Regions from separate parts of the Homo sapiens genome. Here all the other regions are linked to region 2. A link is a contact called in ENCODE Hi-C data. All regions are on one chromosome and are shown on one strand. The core of a region is the stretch at or near the end of the contact, and the rest is flanking DNA. Distances in the headings are between cores, read along the strand shown. Region 1 has its middle 110 kb from the start of DCTD. Region 2 holds the start of TENM3-AS1 (TENM3 antisense RNA 1). Region 3 holds the start of WWC2-AS2 (WWC2 antisense RNA 2).

Evidence for each region. Hi-C counts contacts between places; a loop is a spot of excess contacts on that map. Pooled maps may share reads with other maps.
Region 1: a loop to region 2 is called in a map of MCF 10A, with 21 times the contacts of the local background. The contact joins the enhancer-like site here to the promoter of TENM3-AS1 in region 2. A Hi-C loop is called at or near these places in 8 of 168 maps with a recorded cell type or tissue (A673, IMR-90, MCF 10A and 5 more), 7 of 37 single-sample maps with no recorded cell type and 11 of 50 pooled maps.
Region 3: a pooled map shows a loop between it and region 2 (10-fold over the local background). The contact joins the promoter of WWC2-AS2 here to the promoter of TENM3-AS1 in region 2. A Hi-C loop is called at or near these places in 2 of 37 single-sample maps with no recorded cell type and 5 of 50 pooled maps.

Annotation. Positions count from the first base shown.
Region 1 is chr4:182,803,499-182,808,242 of GRCh38, reverse strand. No RefSeq gene overlaps it. Among named protein-coding and RNA genes, the nearest start is that of DCTD, 110 kb to the left of the region's middle. RefSeq lists enhancers at 1-610, 4,263-4,432 and silencers at 1,690-1,739, 1,760-1,849. Within about 2 kb of position 1,433, at least 5 of the 41 ENCODE cell types and tissues checked have a DNase peak (open chromatin) inside an H3K27ac peak, as active enhancers do.
Region 2 is chr4:182,143,265-182,148,052 of GRCh38, reverse strand. TENM3-AS1 (TENM3 antisense RNA 1) reads left to right here and starts at 3,538. Exons shown (of 5, transcript NR_125905.1): 1 at 3,538-3,714; 2 at 3,913-4,006; 3 at 4,209-4,350; 4 at 4,508-4,615. It also overlaps a transcript of TENM3 not described here. RefSeq lists an enhancer at 2,293-3,281.
Region 3 is chr4:183,097,347-183,101,884 of GRCh38, reverse strand. WWC2-AS2 (WWC2 antisense RNA 2) reads left to right here and starts at 2,686. Exons shown (of 1, transcript NR_024008.1): 1 at 2,686-4,538. WWC2 (WW and C2 domain containing 2) reads right to left here and starts at 2,628. Exons shown (of 23, transcript NM_024949.6): 1 at 2,263-2,628. The coding sequence starts at 2,393. RefSeq lists a silencer at 3,575-3,869 and an enhancer at 3,575-3,869.

The DNA of each region.
Region 1 (4,744 bases), core at 184-2,683, 660 kb before region 2:
AGCCTGAGTGGTGGCGAGGCGAGTCCTGTTGCCCTTTGATTTACAAGAGCCCGGGAGCCTGCCGTCCGCCGTGTAACAGGCGCGAGAGGAACCGGCAGGCAGCCGCCTCGGAAAAGGCCAGAGCCTGGCTCCGGCGCCTCTCGCAGGCAGCGCCATGGGGTGGCGGAGTGGGAGCCAGGGCGAGGGACTCAGGTCGGGAGCAGATGCATGGGGCCTCCCGATCTGGGACTGCCAGCCTGTGCTTACGACCCAAGAACTTGTGTTTAGGACCGGGTTCCCGAGCAGCCCCAGAGCCAGACAGAGTTGTCACAGCAGGCGAGGCGCTCGCTGCTGCCGGTGGAGAGCCCCTGCCTCTGGCTTCGGCAGAGGCCCAGGGCGGGAAGCAACCTGGCTGAAGGCCACAGGCGGTGGGGGCAGCATCCGCAAACCCGGGGCTCCAGACCTGGTGCAATATTTCTCCTAGTGCCACAGCCCACAGCCTCCTTGGTGATATATGTGTGTGTGTGTGTGTGTGTGTGTGTGTGTCTGTGTGTGTGTGTGTGTGTGACAGAGAGAGAGAGAGAGACAGATATCTCACTCCGGGCCTCCTGGTCATCCCGGCTCCCAGTGGGCAGGGGAGCGCTTTGCCCTCCTGGTGAGTGGGGAGGAACGAACTGGGCATGGGCACGCTGGGCTCCAGCTCAGGGAGCAGGGCCTCTCCCGTCATCCTGCCACTGCTGCCAGCGCCTGGCTGATCTATCTTGGTGTCCCGTTAGTGGCCCTTTGGGATTTCCCATGCAGCTGTGCCTGCTGCTTCCCAACCCGGCCTTTATCTAGGTGATATTTTGGCTTTCCTGAGCCATCTCCGGCCTTACTCATTTCAGCGAGAACCCGGGTAGGAAAAAGGGCCTATATATTGGCCTCCCAAAATGCCAGCGGGCTCACTCACGGCCGGTTTCTGAAGGCAGGACACCAGCAAACAGGCTGCTATATGAGATTAGCATCCATTGGCTTCTCTGGGCGACAACCCAGGGGCAAAAGGTTGAATCCCTCCCCACTTCTGCGCCGCGGTGGCTTTCGTGGCTGCCGCAGGCTTGGGTAGAGGAGGGAGACTGGATGTCACCGCTGCAGGGAGGCCAGGCCGAGGCGGCTGGGGAGCTGCGGGGAAGCGGGAGGGGGGGCGGCTTTCGCTCTTCCAGGCTGTCACTCCAGCACGTTCCGTGAGAGCCCAGCTCCCTCAGAAATAAAAATGCCACTCTGAATTTAAGTGATCCGTTCTTCCGGGACATTCTTTCCAGCGACAGGACTGTTAACATGAAAAGTAAAAGGGAAACAATATGATAGTTCAGAAATCACTGTTTTCAGGCGCTGCGGAACTCAGCCCGCGGACGATTCCCGGGAGGAAGGGCCTTATTTCGATCTGTGAGTGAGAGCAACGCGGCATGACAGTGTCTGCTCGACGTGCAGGGAAATCTTACCCGAGCCACTTTGGCAGGGCCCAGGCCTCGGTGCGGCGGTGCTGAAGCAGAAGTCTCCGCTTTAAGTGTGAAACTCGGAGGGCAGAGCAGAGGTGGGGAAGAGAGGGTCAGAGAGCCGGCCCCGCCGCGGTTGGGGTGGAGAGTGGCGAGCGGCGAGCGGCGGCGCCTTCTCTTCGGTTTCACCTCGGTTTCTGGCCCGGGAACTGCCCTTTTGGCGTGCAGGACTTTCCCTACCACAGCCGCGCGTCACTAGGGGGCGCCGGAGCCCTTCCTGAAATCGCCGCCATCCCCTGCAGGGCCCGCCCGGGGATGCAGGAGGGGGCGTCCCAGGACCCCTGCCCACGGGGCCGCCGGATGTTGGGACGGCTTTTCCATGTCCGCAGAAGCCGAGTCCCAGGAACCCCAGGGGAAGGCCAGAGGGAAGCCCCAGATGAGGGAGGACTCAGGGAAGGGTGTCGTCTTCCTCTCGCTACCTCCCGTTCTCTGCCTTGGGTCACCTCTGTGTTCTGCAGTGACCTGTCACCTGTCAATGCTCCAGACTGAAGTTAAACGCCAGGCTTGATTTTTTTTTTTTTTTTTTTTTTTTGAGCTTGGAAATCATGTCATAGCTGAATAAAGATATTTTACAATCTGCTTGTTCGTTACCTTTTGTCAATAAATTAAGAAACTGGGGATGACAGACTGGCTCTAGGTCCTTTTGAGATCCTGAGTCATCAACGTCGCCCTGGCCCACCGAGGGAGCCCTATGGCATTCCTTCCAAGCCTTAAAGGACAGAGAGGGTTAGATTCAACCTGACCCATTGCAACGAGAGAGAGCGAGAGAGAGAGAGAGAGAGAGCGAGCATCGTGGATGCAAAGATAGTTCTGGGGACGATTTTTGCAGAATTTTCTCTGGAACAGGCAGACTAGACTTTCCCTAGTGTTCGTGTGGGAGGAAGGTGTGGGATGGGGCAGTCTCCAGCCTACGGTCATTAACCACGGTGCAGAAGAACTCCAGGTTGAAGAGAGCCTGGTGAGCCTCCTCACCGACCTCCACTGAGCGCCCCATTTTCAGCCTTTCAGTCACGCCCGAGAATTTGTCATTTTAAGTCCTTGGGCATTTATGCTCCCCGCACTCTCCCCTGATAGAGTTCACTTGTGAACATTTTTAAAAATTCATTTTGACCCAGCGGACCGCTTGTAAATCCTGACAGTTGTGTGCAGCGAGCTATGCCATAGAGAAATGGCCGCTGTGGCTGGAATTCAGGAAATCTCTGCACACAGGTGGAAGAACGAGATTTCCCTGCATAATACAGGATGAATGCCTGTGGCCAGGGCTAAGCGTAGCTCACAATTCACCCTGTAAGCAGGGGGACTGTTACCAAGCCAGTCTCTTGCCCTAAAAGTGACAATTTATGCTTCTAATTTTAATTTTCCTGAGCTTAGATCCCAGAAGGATTTATTAAATTTGCTTTGAGGAACCCATTAACTCTAAACTGAATAATGATGTTACTCTAGGCTTAGAATCGGTTGATAGTAAATTCTCTATCCACGGGACTCTAGGAATCCCGTATTCCTCCACGACAGGATTCTAAGTCGGTTCATAAATGAAAAGGTTTACTCAATTTACCTAAAAGTTATTAGTAATTAACTAACATCAAGAGACCATTGCTTGCAGGGGTGGTGAACAGCAAATGAGAAGTCTGGCAAACAGAGGACATTCATTATGTGGCTTAAATGAGAAGGTAGAAAATTCAAATGGCTTATCAGTACCTGTTTGGTACTCTGGCTTAACTCTGTGGTTAAAATGGGTGATAATGAGTTATAACTCATTTTTATTTTATTTTTTCATGGGTCTAGTAGGATGTTCAAAGCCAGATGAATAACTTATGGAAAATCTAGGTAAACAGCCCAATGGTCTTTCTTTTGGAAATGATGGAGAGTCAAACTTGGCTTACCTACACAGAAGGGCGTGAGGAGCTAGAAATACTGGCAGGCAGAGGGGGCACTCAAGGCATCTGTTTTGTTTAGTGTCGGCGGATCGTTATAGAATGAAAAATGCTAGTCCTGGCTGTAAATGATGGCAGCTTTGGAAAGATCAAGTGCCCATGGGAAGGGGGGCGGTAAGGAGTATTTGCGGTATCTTCCCGGGGAGCGTTATGAGGAGGCTGTGATGTAGTGGAGGGTACTAGCAAAGGGAATCTCTGCTCACCTTAACTTAAGCCACTTCTGTGAACTTGGACAACTCATTTCTGTAATTCCATTCCACCTCCAGCTTCTGGAATGGGGATGCATTTTGTGGACTGGGATGCTGGAATCAGATCACTCCTTGAAGGAAAGTGGGAGGAAATTTGGGTATCTATGGAAGGGTGAGATCTTAATATGTTGCCCTTCGAGGCTTCCCAGGGGCAGACTCACCCCACTCTGCTGGAGATCAAATGATACCCACCCCGCCCCGGCCAGATGGGTGGTGGCAGTTCTTGGTCCAGGTGGACCTTGTCCTCCTCTGTACAACAGCAAGCGAGCGGCTGTGAGCACTGCCCGGGTGGTTTTACCCAGACAGAACATGATGTGGATCAGTGCCTTCTGGCTTCCTCTCTTGAATCCCTCCTTTCCAAAAGCACCTCGGACAGCTGATTTGCTGTCAGCAGGCGAGAGAAACAACTGCATTCAGGAGTAGCCCAGGGCAAAAGGAGAAAGAAAAGATGGTGAACGGAGTGAAGAGTGGGCACGGATAGGGAAAGCATCAACGGCATTCTTTCATTAAAAAACTTTTTTTTTTTTTTTTTTTAAGAGACTGGGTCTTGTGTCGCTCAGGCCGGAGAGCAGTGCTGCGATCATAGCTCGTTGTAACCTCCAGCTCCTCTCCTCATCTTTTCAAGCGCTTGAGGACTGGTCCTGATTTTGAAGTACTTACAGTCAGGTGCTGCCCTTCTGTTGCGGTCTGGCAGTTAGAACCCCATGCAACTGTTAGGATATGTGTGGTGAATGTAAAGACAAATTTCACGGGATGTGGCAGCAGCATATCCCATATTCAGATTATTTTTTCTAAGGTATAATTTTTACCGGCACCATTTTTATTTGCATTTGTTCAGACATTACTTTTAAGGAAAAGACTGTAGAGAAGGAAAGCAGTACTTCGCCTGTTTTTCTGGAATTCCGTTTTGATCATGTTAAAGTCTAATTCGAGGAGAAGAAAACAGACCAGTTTGCCAAGTGGAATGACCTGATTCTTGCTGGATCAACACGTTATGCAGTTGAGGTTGTCACTAGAAAGCAAGTGTGATGAAGTCTGCCTCTTCCGACTA
Region 2 (4,788 bases), core at 2,289-4,788:
TTCAGACTAAGGTTTATTTTATTTTATTTTATTTTGAAGCACAAAATTTCCATCAGGTCTGTTAAACCAGCTGATGTTTCCAAAAATAAGTTTTAAATGTATTCTAAAAGAAGCTTACGTAAAATAATTTTTAAAACTTAGTTGTCGAAACTTTTAAATAACGTAATATTGTGTTATCTTTTCAACAGACTTTACTCCGAATGCATGTGTTCAATTTTCCTACGGGCTATCATTCCACTTTACAAGGCAACTATGAACACAACACTAACTTCAACTAGAAATTTAAAGGAATATGTAATTGGTTATGGACCACGGTAAACGTTTGGTGGCAAACTATTATATTCTTTGCTCATATTCTCAACCTAAGTAAAAAAAAGTATGCCCTCGAAGTCCAAACGGATATCTGACTATCAAACGAAACACAGGGTAGATGAGCAATGTGTAATTCAACATGCTTAACAGGTTGCACAGCTTCCAGAAAAGGGCAGACAATTCATCACAGCTGCTGAACACACTGATTCAAATAAATATAAAACTTGGATGATATTCAACCACCATCCAGAAATCAAATTTTTACAGGGTAAAATAAAGTTTAATAAAAAGGAGGCACATGCATTTATTTAAATAACCAATATTAATAAACTAATAAACTTGGCTTTGTTGGGCTTTCATATCAGACAATGACCATGCTCTGAACTTATTCCCTAGTATCCCTATAGGTAGGATAAACTTCAGCATCTCCAAACATACATTAACAGCTATTGCAAAGACATCATTTTTTGTACACCGAGCCTAACGGTGATTCAGTATTTCTGACAGGTCACTCTACTCACAACGATAGCCACGCGCTTCTTCCTGCTATCTTCTTTGCTTGACTCTTTACAAACAGAATAATTACTCTTGGCTCCCAGAAGCAAAGCTAAGAAAGAGTAGCTTGAACTTACTAACTGGATCATTATTGTTTAGCTAGGTTTCCTTTCTGAATAAGTTTAAAAGTTTTCACTCTCTTTAGGAGCTTTTTTCTATTCAAAGATAAGCATCCTTATCTTTCTTTGTCTTCACCCTAATAAGGCAGGTTCCCTTTTCTAACCAAAAGACTGATGACACGCCTACAGAATCATAGTAAGAAAAGCCTCAATAATTTACCTAAAACATCTTTCTAGAAAATAAACACAGCCATGCAAAATAATCCCGTTTGGAGGAATAACTAGTCACAATTCCATAAATCTATCTGCTTTATTCCCAATAATCAAGTAATCCTCATTAGGGTGCATAGGTTGCTAACATAAAGCTATTGGCACAGGGGGTTCACAGAGTTTTCCAAATATATAAACGTTAGCATGGTGATTAGTACAACTACATTTTTTATAAAAACTGTGCAGTGCATGTAAAATGTGTGTTTGATTTGAACTACTTTTTCTAACTATTCTTTTCTAAGTTATTTAACATAAGATATATTTGTTTACTATTAGAAAAAAATCTTTGATTAAGAGGAATAATAAAATTCGTGTAAGAAAAAAAGAACAAGATTGTTAAGGGAAATGCAACAGGAAGAGATACAGACAATCCTGAAATACACAATAGAATAACTAAACTCATTATAAACTCCTATCTTTGAAGAATTTAGGAATAATTTGTGAATGCCATGACATTTTAAAGTGGGATTAGCAAGTCTTATTACTGAACTAACCTCTCACTCTTAGATCAAGAATTAAATATTTACTCTGCATTTAGAATTACAAATCCAAACTTTCAGGGCTCATACAAGAATTTTATATATTAAGATATACATGCTCGAAGTTTTAGATAATTAAAAGTGTATTAAGGAATGCACAAAGCAAGATTGTTGAATTTATAAAATCTTGTTTTAATTGAAATATTAAAATAGATAATTATTATTACACAGTTGCTCTTAATTCTAAAGTCAGTCTGTTCTCAATATATTAATACATAAAGACTACAAATACTTCTCCAAGTAGGCAGTGGGGAAAAAGGGATATGCGTCATTATTTTAAAGAAATTCACTAAGGGATCAAATCACCAAGTTCTGTTCAGTTACAATACCATCTTTTGGGATACTCTTCCAAGCTTTCCAGAGATGCCATATCCACCTTTTTTCTTTTGACAAGAGAAGGGAAAGGTAATGCCTCAACATATGTCTATTTCTAGTGAAAAGACCACCCAGTGGATTCTGCCAGAGTCTACCAATGTTTGACAAAATACATTGTCAGAAGATAAGAAATAGAGCATGATGAAGAGACAGTCCTGTTCTCGGGCATCCCAGCCGTCTGGGGCCCTGTAAAAAGTCTAGGACAGCTCTCAGCCTTTCATTTCCATTGCACCTCCTCACACGTACCTGGAAACTTTTCTCTACCTCCAAATTACAGTGACTTGGGGAAACACACGTGTGTGATGTATTACACGGTACAAGTACTTGTTACCCTCTCTCTACAATAAAAATTAACAAGTTACCACTCCAGCTACCTTAAAGGTGAGGCAGTAAGAATGGAATCCAAGCTGCATAGTAAGATGCTCAGCAAAGATCAATCAGACACAACCCGCCTCAACCTAAAATACGTGAAGCTCTTTGTAATCGGTTGTAAAACACGAGAGGGACTTAGAATCTCAGTTGCAGGCTCATAAATTCGTAATTTTTGAAACGCCCAGCTCAGGATATTTTGTGTGTGTTTCCAACCCCATCCAGAGTTTCCCGATCAAGTTTCAGCCGTGATCCACCACTCCCCACGCTACCCCTCGCCCCGCACTCTCCCTCCTTCACTCCTTTTCAACTTGGCTCCCTGATCGCTGCAGAAGCCTTCTGTCCCCTGCCTGCCCCGGAAAGCGGTGACATCCCGGGGCTTTCCGCTCGCTGGAAGCCCCCCAGGATCCTGTTAAGACGCCCCCGCAGAAGACGCGGGGCCTCGCCACACATCGGGGGCCGAAGAGGACCTGGCGGGCTCCCCTCCCCGCCCCCACTGGGCGCCCAGCCTCCGGACTGCCTTCCTCAGGGACCCCGGGGCTCCCCAGTACGGGGGCGCGGCGCCTGGCTCCCCGGGCGAGAGGCGCCGGCGAAGTTCCCACCTGAGCCGGCGGCCGGAGGTGGCTGGCGCGAGGGCGGGGCGGGGACGGGGAGGCCGGACCGTGGAGAGAATCCGCGCGCTGAGAAGATGTCCCCGCGTCCGCCGCCTCCCGGGGCCACGCGCCGTCCCAGCTCGCGCCCGCCAGCTCCCGGCGCCGCGGCCCGGCACTAGGACCCCATAAAGGAAGGAGGGCGCGCCGGCGGCGGCGCCGCACTTACCGCGCTCGGCTCGCCCGCGCCGCCGGCTCGCTCCCCGGCAGCAGCCGCCGCGTCCGCCCGAGCCGCGCGCACACCGCGCCGGGCCAAATTCAAAGGAGCCGGGCGCGGGGGAGGGGGGCCCCGCCGAGGGAGCGGGGAGCGGGCGCCGGCGGGGCGGGGGCGGGGAGGGGGCGCGAGTGTTACAACTTCCTTCCCTGCCCGCCCCCGGCCGCGCGGCCCGGGGACGCGGGAGGGGAGGGCGCCCGCGCGCCAATGAGTTCACTTTCTTTCTCTCCCCCGCGCTCCCCCTCTCCCCGCCCGCCGGCCCCTCCAGCCTCCTCCAAGGCGGCGGACCAGGCCGGGCCGGAGTTTTCGGGGTTCAGCCCGCGAGCGGGAGGACCGGGGAGGCGAGGGAGGAGGAAGGCGAGAAGGGCCAGGTGAGGAGGCCCGCGGGACGCCCGGCCAGGGAGCGGCATCCAGGACCGTAATTGTGCGGCGGGGGACGCGCCGGGCCGAGTGTGCCCGAGCCCGGGCGCGTACACGTGTCCGTGTGTGTGTGTGTGTGTGTGTGTGCGGGAGTGTGCGAGGGAGAGGAGGAGAGGAGAGGAGCCTACCATGCGCTTCCCCCGGTGCAGATCGCGGGAGAGCCCAATCACGGGGCGAGCTGGACCTGGCTGTGATCATTTATAATCCTTGACTCCTCCGCTCCGCCACTTGTCAAGATGACAGGTACTTTATTTCTTCTTCTTCTTTATTCAAAAAAAGAGATTCCCCGTTTACTGCCTTTTTCTGTCAAATGGGATTTGCCGGACTGAACCACGTTCGCCGCCCCTCCCTCCTTCCCTCCTCCCGGCCGCGTCGGGTTCGGGAAAGCACCGAGGCTCCCATGCTGTGACCAATCAGTGCCTTTACTACTCTCGCCGTGATTTAGGGGTCATCCGTGAATAACACTTCACGCTGATGAATGGCTCTTGCCGGCTTTCGGCTCTGATGAGGGGTCTGCCCGCCGCCGATTGAAAACACTAATGAACTTACTGCGCCATTTGAAATTCACACGCACCAACAAAATGGGGGTACGTGCGTGGGGGTCTGTCCTTTTCTGCTGCGGGTGGCGGGGAGGCGGCCCTGGGGGAGGGGGCGGGTAATTGCTTTGGACTTAAGTGGAAACACTTCTCTGTGTAATCAAACCTCTAACCTTCTTAGAAAACTACTTTTCTTGATCTTCCGTAGGGTGGGCATTTCAGGTCAGCTGAGTCACCCGAGGAGGTGGCAGTGCAAGACACTGCCGGGAAGACGGATTCCGAGGCAGAAGGGTGTAATTAAGGATTTCCACCCCCGGTAGGCGGCCCGTCCTTTGCAGAGCCTCTGAAAATGACCCGCGCCTTCCTTTCCACAGTGTTCTTTCGTCCGAGACCGAAAAGCGCAAATGACCTTTGGACAGGGAAGGGAGGCAGTAAACACTCAGACTTCCTTACCAGCCCCTGGTGGGCACTGCAGCAGAACAATTGTCT
Region 3 (4,538 bases), core at 1,437-3,936, 950 kb before region 2:
TAAATCATCGTGACCATTCTAATTAAATGGCTTAAACAGTTCAAAAGTACTGCAGACCCATAGTATATCAAGTTGTTTTTCTTTCAGAATTTGTAAGTTGATCCTGCAGAAGAATCCACACACTCCTATTGGCCTGTGTAACATCTCTCTTTCCATATGTTTGGTAAGTGTGTAACAAAACTGACAGGAGTTAATAGTTACTCCAAATATACGTTCCCATCAGCTCTTACTCTATTTAGTAAGATTTAGTCACTTAATTGCCCTAAAAGAAAATATAATCAAATTTAAACTGAGTATATAATGGTGACTCTGATCTCAACAGAGTATCTTTTAAAACTCTGAGATCCAGAAATATTTGTAAGTCGTCAAATTTATGTCTCTGAATATTTAAGACCTAACAGCTGCAAGGAAAATTGGAAAAATAAAAAGCTATCTTAGTCAAAACTATTTGTCCCTATCCAATGAATTGTTTATCCAGTTTCCTGAAAATAGTTCATAATAATTACTAATCCATTAAGAGTTTAAAATAAAGGACATGCTTGACTTGTGAAAAAAGTAGTGATATGGATAGCCAAGTCATATAATTTCACTCCACTTTCTATTTACTTTACCCAGACATTACATATTCTTGTAATCCTTTCCGGTAAACACAACTGAGATAATATAGTAAAGCATGTAAACCGAAGAAGAGAACCTAGAATGCCTAAATATTTCAAGAATTTATTGTTATTTCAATTACCTGAAACTCCAAGTATCAGAAAGCAGAAAGAATTACCACACAACTGTAAAAGTCAAATATTTATACAGGTGCCTTAAAAGCCGCAGTTGGGTGCACACCATCAGCACTGACATTTACTATCTGTTAAGTAGTTTCAAAGTGCAATAGCATAAGTCAAATAACTGGCTTGGAGCGTGAAGTTTATGACAACAACTAGCACGTCTGGAGACACTGGGAAGGTGTGATGCCTGTCACAATTTTCATCAGGCCAGCAACAGGCAGCCAGGCTGCGGCAAGACCGAACCTCAGCACAGGTGCCTTTTCTCATTTCAGGAGGGAAACCTAGGCCCGTAGCTTCACGGATAATTGAACAAGGATTGTTCCATAAATTTATAATGTTATTTATAACTTTCTTGTAATTGCCTTTTAGTAGCTTTCAAAAACAACATTTTTAGGGCAAAAGTAACTGAGATTATAAAGTAGTTAGGTATTTCAGCTTCAAATTGAGAAAAGGGAAAATGTTAAATAGGAGAAGCACCTAAAAAGTATATAAAGCCCAAAGGGCCACATTCAATAAAGTTATAATTTTCAGAAATGACAAAAGTCCAAATGTCGAAGTTATCCCTGGTGGCACGTTATTTAAATTTACAATTAGGAATATCTCCTTAATGGATAATTTACAAATTTATAATTAGGAATACCTCCTATTATTCTTACAATAATTCTAAGAAATTTTAAGGGTAAAAAAAATATGGGACACAGAAACATTTGTGAACCTTCAGTTCCTGAACCAATTTAAAAAACAAAAAACAAAGAAACCAGGCTAAGCTCAAATCAGAGTGCCTCAATACCCAACGTTAATTTCACTACATCTCCCTTCCAAACACAATATGCCTGTTCCCGATCTGGGAGTCGGTTCAAGTTTTCAGGTGAAGACTAACGACAGACAGCGAAACCCCCAAACGCGCGTTTTTAAACTCTGAGGGGCAAAGTCAGTCACACCCACTAGCAGGGCCCGGCGGGGGGCGGGAGCCCCTTCCCAGCTCGGGACCTCCGGCCAGTCTGGGCGCCCCCGCCAAGAGCTCGCAGCCCAGGCTCCCGCGCCAAGGACGGCCTGAGGGATGCCACAGGTGGCCCGGAGGGCTCGTTCCCCAACTGGCAGTGAGGCCCTAGCCCACCCCCGCCGCCCAGAGGCCGAAGGTGTCCTGCAGCCTCCACGTGGGCACCTCGAAGCCTAGGGAAGTTCCTAACAGGGCTCAGGTGGCCCCTCGGGTCCGTTAGCCTGGCGCGCGGCGTCGGCCCGGGGCAGCGACTCCAGCCTTGCCTCGGGGCCGGGTCCCCGGAGGGGCGTCGGGAAGCCGGTGGGCGGAGGAGCCCGGGTACGGGCGGCTCCTCGGCCCCGCCGGAGCAGCCAGCCCCACATCCCTCCCGGGACCCCTCGGGGCACCGCGGGCCGGCGCCGCCCCAGCCCCCCGCGCGGCCGGGTCTCCGGGACAACAGCCGCCGTGTCCGAACGGGCCCGCGCCCCCGCGGCCGGCGCCCACCTGTCCCGGGGGTCGATCCAGCTGGTCCTCCTGGTGTTGTGGTCAATGTAGAAGACCTTGCCGTCGTAGTCCCTGGCCTCCTCCCAGCCCCGGGGCAGCGGCAGCTGACCGCTCCCGGCCCTCCTAGGCATGGTCGGCGGCCTCGCCGGCGAGCGGCGCCTCCATAGGTACCGGGCGCGGGACGCGGCGGGAACGCGGCTGCCGGGCTAGGCTGCCAACCCGCGACGCGGGCGCCGGCGAGGGGCTGAGGGGCGCAGGGCGCGGGGCGCGGCGGAACCACGCGCGGGAGGTGCCTCAGGAAACGCTGTTCGCGGCCCCGCTGCGGATCAGTCCACCATGTCTGCGTCGGAGCCGGCGAGCGAACCCTCCTCCCCCTCGCCGCCGCTGCCTCCGCCTCTTCCTCCTCCTCCGCCCCGTCCCCCTCTGGCCGCCGAGGGTCGCGGCGCCCAGGCTGCCGGAGCCGCCGCCGTCTGGGCTCGGATCCGGGAAGCTGCGGCGCTGCCGCGGCAGCGGCGGGCCCCTCATTTGCATGCGATTAGCATGCGCCCGCCCGCCTCATCTGCATGCGCATTCCTCGCGCCGCATTCCTGAGCTTAACCCCGCCGCTGCCGGCGTCGCCGCACCAGCTCGGACGCACTGCCCCGCGGGGCCGCGGCTCCAGGTGGGAGGAAGGCGGGCGAAGGAATGTGCGGCCAGCTCCCTCCCCTTGACCCCAGATAGCTCCCCTGGGCCAAACGCCGAGAGGTTTTAGAGTTTCTGGACGGGGAAGATTGCAAAAGTCTCCGCAACCTTCTCAACCTCTTTCGTCTTCTAGGGAAACCACAAAACTTTCGAGAGGAAAGGGGTGGCGGGCGGGGAGCTCTCCTCCGGAGAAAAAACCTCAACAAGCGGAGAGGGCACAAAGGCTCCCCACGCCGCGCCCCGAGCCCCTCCGGCACCCCAAGGGCGGTCCGGGGTGGTGGGAAAGCGCCAAGCCCTGGGAGTGCGTCGGTGGGTCCGGGACGGCGGGGCCTCCGCCAGGGCTCCTGGCCCTCGATGACCTCGGCTGAGACCGCGAGCCGCGCGGCGGAAAGCGGAGGAACTCCCGTCCGGCCCTGTAGCCGCCCGCACCGCGCCCCGTCACCCGCCGCCCCTTCGCGTCCGGGCGCTCCAGCCGCGGGGCCCCGGAAGCTCCTGGTCCCTGGCCTCCCCTGCTTGGTTCGGGGCGGTTGGCCGTGGACGCGCCCCGACTCTAGTCCCTTCCGTCCAGCCGCCCGCCCCAGGATGTCCCCCCACCGCAGCCCCGCCGTGGCCAGGAGGTGTGGGCGGCCACGCCGGAGGGACCCACGGCGGCGCCGGACGCCCGCCCTTCCTAGGCCCTGGCCCGGCCGGGGTGGGCCGGGACGTTCCCTGTTGCATAGGCATTTATTTATTCAGCAGCTACTACGTACGTGCTGGCCCGCACTGCCGAGGGACCGGACGCCTGCCCCAGGCGGGACAATGCCGGGTGCAGCGCTGGCGGGGCCTGGACGCCAAGCTTCAGGGTCCCCAGCCCCTCAGTCAGAGGGGGCGCCTCCCAGGCCCTGGACTCCTCTCCAGCCGGGTCTACACCACCGTCCCCCGTCATCTTCTTCTGGGTTACTGAGCAGCTTCTTTTAAAATAGCAACACCGAGGAAGGCCCCGAAGCCCAGTCTTGCACCTCGTGGTGTGAAGTCGTTTAATCCTGCCCGCTAATGCGTAAGGACTTTCCACCGTGTGCAGGACTCCGCGCTGGGCAGGGGCTCTCGCAGGGTTTGAACCGACCTCCGCCTCCCCTGCGGGTTCACAGGCCTGCGAGGAAGTCGCGTGAAGGAGATTCGCTACTGTGTGAGGCTGGCCTGCGCGGCGTGGGCAGTAGCTGTCCGGGGCTGGGGACAGCTTTCGGCTCCCCAGGCCATCCCGTCGGGGCATCTGCGGCCAATCTCGAAGGTGGAGAGGCTCAGGGTTGGAACAGACTTCACGGAAGGGGTCCTAGAAGAGGAAAGGGGTCGTGTTTGCCCTTAGAGCAGTCTGGGCGTGAAGCGGAAACTTTAAACCACCAGAAACTCTGGAGAGCTTGGAGCACCTGGGAAGGAGCAACCAGAGTGGGCCGGAGGTAGGGAAGGAAGGCACCCACGGCGAATTTGCCCGCTTTGACCGCATTTAGGGCGGCCGCTTGTGCAGCCAGCCTTCTGGAAGGTAGGCTTTGCGCTTGGTGAAGAGAAGCCCCCACCTCCGGATCTGTGTTCCGCCCCAGTCCATTCATCAGGAGGTGATC